Regions from separate parts of the Homo sapiens genome. Here regions 1 and 3 are each linked to region 2. A link is a contact called in ENCODE Hi-C or POLR2A ChIA-PET data. All regions are on one chromosome and are shown on one strand. The core of a region is the stretch at or near the end of the contact, and the rest is flanking DNA. Distances in the headings are between cores, read along the strand shown. Region 1 holds the start of BACE2 (beta-secretase 2). Region 2 holds the start of RSPH1-DT (RSPH1 divergent transcript). Region 3 holds the start of TRAPPC10 (trafficking protein particle complex subunit 10).

The links. Hi-C counts contacts between places; a loop is a spot of excess contacts on that map. ChIA-PET counts read pairs that join two places held with the same protein, here RNA polymerase II (POLR2A). Pooled maps may share reads with other maps.
Region 1: a map of gastrocnemius medialis shows a loop between it and region 2 (12-fold over the local background). The contact joins the promoter of BACE2 here to the promoter of RSPH1-DT in region 2. A Hi-C loop is called at or near these places in 2 of 168 maps with a recorded cell type or tissue (ascending aorta and gastrocnemius medialis) and 4 of 50 pooled maps.
Region 3: a loop to region 2 is called in a pooled map, with 10 times the contacts of the local background. The contact joins the promoter of TRAPPC10 here to the promoter of RSPH1-DT in region 2. A Hi-C loop is called at or near these places in 2 of 50 pooled maps. POLR2A ChIA-PET finds 5 or more read pairs at or near these places in 2 of 52 experiments (OCI-LY7 and T-cell).

What each region holds. Positions count from the first base shown.
Region 1 is chr21:41,166,491-41,169,774 of GRCh38, forward strand. It overlaps BACE2 (beta-secretase 2), which reads left to right and starts at 1,670. Exons shown (of 9, transcript NM_012105.5): 1 at 1,670-2,085. The coding sequence starts at 1,774. It overlaps MIR3197 (microRNA 3197), which reads left to right and starts at 1,067; the gene lies at 1,067-1,139. RefSeq lists a silencer at 1,229-1,678.
Region 2 is chr21:42,495,232-42,498,598 of GRCh38, forward strand. RSPH1-DT (RSPH1 divergent transcript) reads left to right here and starts at 1,308. Exons shown (of 3, transcript NR_135518.1): 1 at 1,308-1,434; 2 at 1,592-1,702; 3 at 2,002-2,212. It overlaps RSPH1 (radial spoke head component 1), which reads right to left and starts at 993. Exons shown (of 9, transcript NM_080860.4): 1 at 902-993. The coding sequence starts at 955. RefSeq lists silencers at 950-1,069, 1,100-1,339.
Region 3 is chr21:44,010,690-44,013,761 of GRCh38, forward strand. TRAPPC10 (trafficking protein particle complex subunit 10) reads left to right here and starts at 1,620. Exons shown (of 23, transcript NM_003274.5): 1 at 1,620-1,871. The coding sequence starts at 1,805. RefSeq lists silencers at 1,245-1,624, 1,775-2,444 and an enhancer at 2,995-3,054.

The DNA of each region.
Region 1 (3,284 bases), core at 420-2,919, 1.3 Mb before region 2:
TAACTATGCAGATTTATGGAGAATATCAACTTAAGTTATATCACGGGATCCAGCTATGCCTTTCTTCATGGAGTTGGGGATTTGTTAAAGTTGAGATATAGTTTGGGGGAAGTGTGATTTATGGTTAAAGTCATCTGAAAATCAATACATTTGAAGATCTCTGACATAAAGGTCCCTTGCAGAGCTAGACGTGATTCTAAAATTGGGAACACAGGAATAAAAATCAAATCTTGAGTAGAAGTAGCTGAAAATTGCAGTGATTCGGGGAAGCTTGGCTTCTAACTCCCCACTGTTTGAAGATGGGCTTGTTTGTTTTTTAAAACAGCCAACATAATTCAGCTGGAGGAGGTACAAAGAATTTTCTATTCCTTGTTTCTGTAGAAATCGATGGACTTTAGCTTGTCTAATTGTCCCCCCTGCCTTTAGTATCTAAAATAAAATAACCCTCGTTGCTTGCATTACTCAACGCATTTCTGCGTCTTGGCGTCTATGGCTAAACGAGTATTAATTAGACAGTCCGCAGAGAGCTGGCTGGGGATAGAAGGGGAGGTGGGGGAGAAGGGCAGGGATCACAGCAGGGTGGACTCGTGGCCCTGATTTGGGATCCTGACAGCAACTTACTAGGTGGCCTGAGGGCTGGGTGCCAGGGGAGGCAGCGGGTTCCAGTAGCATCTGACCTGCATTAGGGACAGGGGCGCGGCGGAGGGGGCGAAGGGGGCGGGGGTGGGGGGAAGGTGGCTGGGGTGAAGCCCAGCTTCGCAGCTAGCTGTGGGCAACAGAGGGAGTAAGGGGGGGCAATGAGGCTGGGGCCAGGCGCCAGCAGCAGCCACGCCCCCCACCTCCCCCGATTTTTAGGGAAAATTCTCCAAAGCTCTCGCATCCTCCTCTGCCTCCTTCCACCCTCCACCCTCCCAGCCTCCACTGAGACCTCTTTAAAACCACCCAGGGGCCGCCGGGGGATGAGGCCGGGGAACGGGCTGGACTGAGGGCGGGGGCTCGGGGGCAGCGGACGGGAAACGCCTCGAAAGCAGCCAGACCCGGCGACTGAAATGAGGCGGAGGAGCTTGGCGAGGGGAGGCGCAGGCTCGGAAAGGCGCGCGAGGCTCCAGGCTCCTTCCCGATCCACCGCTCTCCTCGCTGACCTCCGAGTCACCCCCGGAAGCTCCCGCCACTGCCGGGCGAATAGACCCCCGCGGACCCCCAAGCGCGCGGGGCCGGGGCCCTAGTTCAGGCCCTCGCTGCCCCTTTAAGGGTTCTCGAAACTTTCCCCCCGGTATCAGATGAGCCTCGTCACATCCGTTGGCCGTGGCCGCTGGGGCGCTTTCCGAGGAAATTCGGGACTCGAGTTTCCCGGGGAAGAGGCGCGGCCTGAGCCCGGCGAGGGTGGGGAGGGCAGGCGCAGGTGGACCCCGGCGCCCCCCGAGCCCCGCTGTGACCTTGGCCGCGGGGGAGGGGCTGGGCCGCTGCGGGGCAGTCGCGGCCGCCAGAGGGGGCAGCGGAGAAGAACTTGCCCAACTTGGCGGCGCGGGCTGGGGCGGCTCTGCGCCTCCGCGCCCGCCTCCCCGGCCTCCGCCTTCTCCCCTCCCGCGAGCCTCCTCCCCTCCCGCGAGCCTCCTCCCCTGGGCCCTCCTCCCGTCCTCCCCGCCGCCGCCGGTCCCGGTGCGCGCCCATCCCTGCCCGCAGCCCCGCGCGCCGGCCGAGTCGCTGAGCCGCGGCTGCCGGACGGGACGGGACCGGCTAGGCTGGGCGCGCCCCCCGGGCCCCGCCGTGGGCATGGGCGCACTGGCCCGGGCGCTGCTGCTGCCTCTGCTGGCCCAGTGGCTCCTGCGCGCCGCCCCGGAGCTGGCCCCCGCGCCCTTCACGCTGCCCCTCCGGGTGGCCGCGGCCACGAACCGCGTAGTTGCGCCCACCCCGGGACCCGGGACCCCTGCCGAGCGCCACGCCGACGGCTTGGCGCTCGCCCTGGAGCCTGCCCTGGCGTCCCCCGCGGGCGCCGCCAACTTCTTGGCCATGGTAGACAACCTGCAGGGGGACTCTGGCCGCGGCTACTACCTGGAGATGCTGATCGGGACCCCCCCGCAGAAGGTAGGGACCCCCGGCTGCTGCCGCGGGCTTTTCGGGCTCGTTGGAGGGAGGGGGCTGTCCAGAGACGCCTCCACGCGGCTTAGCGTCGCCCCCAAAGCAGCAGCTGTCCCCGCACAGAAGAGCGGGGAACGCAGAGGGGCTCGGGTGGGCCGGGGAGCGGGGGCGCTCGCTCTTGAGTCGCGGAGGACGGCAGCCCCCGCCCGGGGCGCACTGAGGGGTGTGCGCGAGTGTTTCAGAACTTGTGAGCTCCCCCTCCGCGGGGCTGGGCGGGAGAGGAGACCTGGAACTTGCCGCCTCCAATAACGTGATTTCCTTCTTGCGGGCGACACCTACTTCCAGCGGGAGACGGAGCGGTGGGCCTTGGGCGACGGGCTATTATGGGGAAAATCACCTCGTGTTCATACCCTCCCTCCCCCCCGCCCCCCCCCCACCCCACCACCATGCTGTCTCATTGCTAAAGAGGCTCGTGGCCGGCTTCCAAAGGCGCAGTACCCTTTAAAAAGGATTTATGCATGAGCTCAGCTAAAAGCAACCCGGTTAAGAAGTGGCTCGCTTGCTGCTCTGAGGAAGGAGCAGCGTCTCCCCTGCGCCCGCTTTCCTTTCTCGGAGTTGGTTTGTCAGCTGTGTCCTCGCTCATCCGGCGGCCCTGCCCCTCTGCACGGAGCGATGCATCTACACGCGGGTGTGCAGAGTGTGAAAAGCATTCCAGCTACCGGGAAAAAAACAGGGGCTGAGTGAGGTGTCCGGGGACCAAGTGGTATCCCGATTACAACACAAAAATAAAATCAAACAGCTTTCCTTTTCTCTTACTCTGATGTTCATTTACTAACACTTTTTGTAGCAAGAAACAAATGTTCCCAAGCACAGTGATCTGAAAAAAAAAAAAAAAAAATCCCAATTGATCTGCCCCCTCCTACTTTCAAACTGTCTAATCCAAGTGGGATTTGAAGTCCTTTGCTCAATTGAATGCACTATTTGAAGATAGTTTATTTTTATTTTTAACATTGTCATTTGGGTTTTGATTCAGCTATGATTCCCCCATAAATAGAACATACTCATGACTTTTGTATAATTCTCATTAAATTATTCAAGACTTTAAGAGGAAAGACATGCCATGCTAATTCTTTTAAAAAAGGAAACTGCCGAATAACTTCTGTAGTTGTTTAATTAGTTTAGGGGGAAAAAAAAACCTTCAAAAG
Region 2 (3,367 bases), core at 58-2,557:
GGCAGGTAGTTCCAGCGCACAGAGGTGATAGCTTGAGTAGCAAATCAGGCGGAAGCTGGGAGATGAGTGCCCAGAGCTAGCAAAAAGGTCTGGGCAGGCACTGACAGCACCACTGCAGAGTCGCTAGATTTTTCAGTTAATTCTGAAAGTACCTCAACTCTGTACTGTGCATGCAGACCATAGTGGCTGAGGTTCCCTATCTGTCAGCCATGGAGAGGTCACTCTCTGGAGTAGGGAGGAACTACTCTCTGGGTGATAGAAATATTCCCACACAGAACCCAGCTCACAGGCTGGATGTGCCCTCTTTCTCCTCTCTGCTGCCTAACTCAGGAAATAACTCCAAAGACCTGGGTCAGTTCAGATGGGGACTGAAGAAAGCACATGTGAGGATACGCCTATAAGGTAATATCTTCAGGAACCCTCTCCTGAGCCCAGGGCCTCCTCAGCATTTCTTGGAGGCTGCCAGGAAGCAACTATCCTCCATGCATCTAAATGCCGGGGGAGCAAATCTCAGCTACAGAAATGACTTATTCAAGGGCAGTATGGCAGCGTGGGATGATCTGCTCATCCGAGAAAACTGCCTCGATGGGAATTAACACAGGGAGGAGGAAACTTCCAAAGCCTTCCGCTGGGAAATCTTTGCCTTTAATGGGAGGCAGGATGGGGGTGGGGGAAGAACGAGGCGGCATGTGGTAACCAGACGTCACAGCGTTTCACTTTTCACCATCAACTTCCAGGACGCACGCAGGTGTGTCTGGCGTGGCCTTCGTCCCTGCCGGGGATCCTGGGGAGCTGTGGCTCAGACCTCTGGTTTCTGCGCCTCCTCACTCTCCAAACCCAACCTCGAGGTTCCCCCGCCGCTGCGCACCCTGGGAAGCCCTTTCTCACCAGGAGCTCTCACCCCAATATCATTCTCTCCCTCCTCCTCCAACTCCTCCGAGCCCAGGTCCGACATGGTCTCGCCCCAGCCTGGATCACAGCCGCAGCGCCTCTAGCAGGTGGGTAGCAACCGCCTCCACCGCCGCGTCCCGCGTCGCCATGGAGACGCGGCCGGTCCCGCCTCCCTCCCAGCCCGGAAGATGGGGAGCGGGGACAGGCGACGCGGACGAAGCGGGAGGAGCCACTGGCAGCCTTTGCGTACTGTCATAGCAACGGGAAGGGCACCTCGACCAATCACCGCCCGGGAATACGGAGGGGCGGGGCGGAAGGGACGAGGTGGAGCCAGTGGCAGCACTCTGGTGCCGTCATAGCAACGAGGGGCCGCTTCGGCCAATCACTGCTCGGGAAGCGAGGGGGCGGGGACTGGGCAGGGCCTGAGCGGGTTCTGTGCCTGGCTGCCCACCGGCTCTCTGACCTGGACCTCGCCGTCGCTGGCCCCTGAAATCCATCACTTTTGTCGGCTGTTCTGTGACGCCACAACGAGGAGCCACCTGGGTACTGGGCCCTCAAGAGGAAGGACGCGGGAAACGCGTCCGGGCCAACTCTCGAGAGGGTTTCACCCCTGCCCAGTGCGGGCACTGCCCGCTCCCTTCCGCCCCCAGGCCTCGCAGGCCCCTCCGGGGATGCTGCCCACCCCCACTTACCTTTCTAGGCTCTGCTGACCCTTCGGGATTCGCGGCTAGCTGTGATGTGTCCGCCAAGATCTCTTCTCTTGTCTGTAAACAACTTCACTCTCAAGGAGGCAGCTCTGGCCTCTCAGCAGGTGCGGCCTACAGTGATGTCCGTCCGGGTTTTACATCCTTCCCCGACCTCGACATGAGTCCCAGCCCCCTCGGGCCTCTGACTCTCAGGTGTCCCCTACGATCGCCGTCCTCTCCTCTCGCTCCTGGCTCCCCTACACTGTCACACACCCACACAATCACAGACGCACACGCATGTACACGTGCAGGCTTGGAAATCTGCTTTACCTGACGCACTCCGCCTGCCGAAGGCCCCTCACATCTCCCATTTCCTCTGCCATCATCCCAGACTGCAAAGCTGTGTTATTTGTTGTTGCTGCAGGAGCTGGGGAGGAGTGACTGAATAACTATAGGATTTGGTCTTGATGGGAGAATCCCAGAAGCCAAATCCACGCGGTGAATAAGCTGCTGATCTTCCAGAGCACACATCCCCTAGAGATTCTTCCCAATGCTAATATGAAAGGTTACAACCATAACCCATCATCAGGCCCAAATATATTACTTACTGAATAAATACACAAGTTACAACAACACACGAGATTCCAAAATTATGTCGTTTTTTAGATGCAAAGATAAAAATGTTGTAAACACCAAAATTTAACAGCTTTTCTTATGGGGAAAAGTGGGGAGTTAGGGATAACAGATGATTATTATTTTCTTCTCTACATATTGGCAGTTACCCAGTTACTACAATTAAGCATGTCCTATTTTTATAATAAAATGCCAGAAGCATTTTAAATGTTAGAAATCTAGAATGGTAACATAAGTATATGCAAATAAATACTCGTTTTTTACATTTAAAATGTCAGAAATTTAGCTTTCAAATTTGTCCTAACAATGACAGTAACCAGTGTTTACTAAGTTCTGACACTGTGTGTGGGCACTGTTTTAAGAATTTTATGAGTTATCTTATTAAATCCTCACTATCATTCCTCCATTGAACATCTAAGGAAAGGGAGTTATAGGGGGTTATAAACTAAAAATAACCTCCTAAGCCCCACCACAGCCAACTGAATGGACCCCTCTTGGCCAAGAGGGCCCCAGAAACCTTAAAAACTGCGTTCTCAGCCATGATGGGAAGGGAGGTCGAACATGCCTCACTAATACCCTTGTGCAGTTTAGACACAACAACTAACAAGCATTAATGTTAAAATAGAGATCATAAGACTGACAGAATGGACGCTGTGGCAGTAAGATACCAACTTACAAACAGGACCTAAGGCCATGCCAGGCATGAGTTAAGTCATGCATCCCTACACTTAAAAGAATAAACTATATTTTAACTACCTGGAGAAGGTCTTATGACTCGTGTTTTACATCCTGTACTTGAGCAAACAATCTTACTGTGAATCTCTCAAATCGTATCATGAGTTCCTCAGACTGTTGATGTACTAATTAATACGTAAACTACTGACACTGAAAAGGATACTGATTTGTTTCTGAATCATGACGTTTCACTGATTGTCTTGTGCATATGCAGAAAACATTTTAGCCTGTATGTTGTCATCTGTAGCCAATGACTGTAACCTCTATATTGTCCCTCCAATGAAAAAAGACAACTGCAATATGAGGAGTCCCCTTCCCATTCCTCAACTTTCTTATAAAAGCACTGCAACTTGTAACAGACTTTGGAACACACCCAACTTTGTTGGTGTGTCTTCCCCATTCAATCTTCAAATTTGGCTTTC
Region 3 (3,072 bases), core at 370-2,869, 1.5 Mb after region 2:
GCCTCCTGTCAGGTCAGCAGCAGCGCTGGATTCTCCTAGGAGGGTGAACCCTGTTGTGAACTGCACATTGGAGGGGTCTAGGTTGCGTGCTCCTTATGAGAATCTCATCCCTAATGATGTGTCCCTGGCTTCCATCATCCCTAGATGTGACCGTCCAGTTGCAGGAAAACAAGCTCAGGGCTCCCACTGATTCCACATTATGGGAAGTTGTATTTTATTACATATTACAACATAAAAATAATAAAGTGCACAATAAATGAAATGTGTTTGAATCGTCCTGAAACCACCCCAACTTTGTCTGTGGAAAAACTGCATTCTATGAAACTGGTCCCTGGTGCCAAAAAGGTTGGGGACTGCTGCTGTTAATGACTAAGAAAGACCAGGTCTCCCCCTTCCCATTTGGTGATTTTTGTTACAGATTAGCTGTCTCCATTGTCCTGTACCTGACTTAGACCAGACAGCACAGAGACCCCAGGACTGTTTCATCTTCAGTGGGTCCCCAAAGAAAAAGACCACCTCGACTAAACAGACTGTTGTAACTATGCATTAGGCCTTATACAGAAAAGACGCTGAAATTCGGTTAGGCTTCCCGAGACGCTGGCTATAGAAACGACCCCAAATTTCTACGTTTGAGAACACTGACTTCCATTCTTTATAATGTTTCCTGGGCGCCTCAAGCTTCGCATTTGACTAAACTCTAGATTCTGACCCTTTTGATTATTTTTGGTTGACAGTTTTTGTCATTTTATGGCTGGGAGTGATGGCTCACACCTGTAATCTCAACACTTTGGGAGGCCAAGGCTGGAGGATCACTTGAGCCCAGGAGTTTGAAACCAGCCTGGAAAACATAGTGAGATCCCGACAAAAGAAAAGAAAAGAAAAAAATTAGCTGGGCGTGGTGGCTGCCCCCGTGGTCCCAGTTACTGGCGGAGGGGGTGGGGCGGGGGGAAACAAGGCGGGAGGATCGCTTGAGCCTGGAAGGTGGAGGCTGCAGTGAGCCGTGTCCCGCCACTGCACTCCAGCCTGAGCCAACTGAGGAAGACCCTGCTCCAAAGAAAAAAAGAAAAAGAAACACCCGCGCCCCGCCCCCCCCGTTTACGTGCACAAGAAGCCCATATGCAGTTAAGTGTGAGGTTTATTTTGTGGCATTCCGAAATGCCGAGGGCCAGGTCCCCACAAAAACATTTGCGGCGTGAGGGAAACGGGAAGAGCCCAGCGGTAGGCGGAAGGCACGCGCCGGGGACACTCAGCGGCGAGGGCCTGCGGGAGCCCCCAGCGCGATAAGGAGCCCGGCCGGGGAGCAGCGGCCCGCCGCGGGACGCCCGAGCTGCGGGGAACGCGAGGGCAGCGAGGCCGGCGTCTCTGGTCCGGGAGCGTCCAGGCTCGCTCACCGCGCGCGAGGCCCGCCTGCCGAGTCCTGGCCTCAGCTCCGGCGCAGGGCCCAGCGGGGCGCCCACTGCCGAGGGAGGAAGATGGACGTGTCCCGGGAGCCCCGCTCCGCCTCCCACTTCCCACCTCCCGGTCCCGCGCGGCCGGCCCGGGCGCACTTCCGTCGGAGGCGAAGCGCGGCGAAGACCCGCCCCGTGAAGCCTCGCGCGCCCCGGAAATGGTCATGCGGCGGCGCCGAGGCCGGAAGTGGCTGAGGCCGGCAGCAGCGGGCGGCAGCTGCGGCGCAACCGGCTCCGGAGCTGCCTGGCGCGGCCGGGCGGGCGGCGCCGCTCAGGCTCGGGCTCCGGCTGGGCCCGGCGCGGCCTCGGGGCTGCCCATGGGGCGCGGGGGGCCGGGCCGGTGACGCCGGACGCCCATGGACGCCTCTGAGGAGCCGCTGCCGCCGGTGATCTACACCATGGAGAACAAGCCCATCGTCACCTGTGAGTGCCCGGAGGCGGGGAGGGCGCGGCGGTCGTTGGGCGGGCCCGGGCCCTGGCGTTATGCACCCGGCGCCCCCAGACCTTCAGCCCCCGGCGCGCTCCGGGCTGGGCCGCTTCCTGGAGGTGTGACCAGGGCTGCGGCTGAGGCGGGGCCCTCTGACTTTTCGGGGACGCCCTCTGACCTTCCCGCCGGGCGACCTCTGACCCCTGGGGGGCGCCCTCGGGCCGGCTGCAGTTGGAGCCGGTGGAACCCGGCGGACTCTGCCCGGGACTGGGCGCGCGCCGGCGTCGAGGGCGAGGAGCGGGGGCTGCCACCGCCCCGTCCCGCCCCCGTTGAGCCGCGCGCCCGGGACCTGGGGGCCCCGGCCTCTTCCGCCGGGCGGTTTTGCCCGCGGGCGCCCTTTCCCCGACTACGGGGAAGTCCTTGGGGGCTCGCAGAGTTGCAGGCGTTGGCGAAGTAGGAACAGTTTGTTGCGGGGTGAAGCGTCAGGCAGAGCCGCCGGGACTGCTTTCGCTCCTACACACTTCCCCGCCGCGCACTCAAACCATTTTACGGATGAGAAAGCCGAGGCTCGGGCGCTTAGGCGAGCTTGCTCCCCATGAACAGCCTCCCGCTCGAGTCTACACTACGGACACCTGGTGCCTCTTGGGTGTCGTGTCCTCCCCGCACCCCTCCTTTAATGCATACACAAAGGAACTGTTTTTCTGTTACGGGAAAAATGTTCCCTAAATTTTAGAAGTGTGACTCTCCAGAGTTAAATACGGTTAAGAACAGTGAGCTTATGGGAAGTATTGAAATGTTTGTTGGTTGGCTTTTAGGTGACTTGCAGAGAGGTGTTTCAGACTGTTACGATTTTTGACCTTTGACAGTATTCTGTATTTTCATGCATGTATGCAGTTAGTTTTTTTCTAGTTGTCTTTCGTGCTTGGAAAGGAAGCACTCTCTGTTGCAAAATCTGGGTGCCCAGGCCACAGTAGACTGTATGTCGTGAGAACTCCTGTTTCCCTCTCACTCTGTCAGCGGGTGTGCACCTGCTGTGTTCCTTCCTGTTAGATCCCTGAGAAACTGTATATTGAAGGTTGAATTTTGTTGCTTCAGCTTTAGGTGATAGACTTATTTCTTTCCTTCCTTTTGCTTTATTTTGTCTCTTCTCCTCTCCTCCTCTCTCTTTTTTTTCTACAGAGACCTAGACGAGATGAT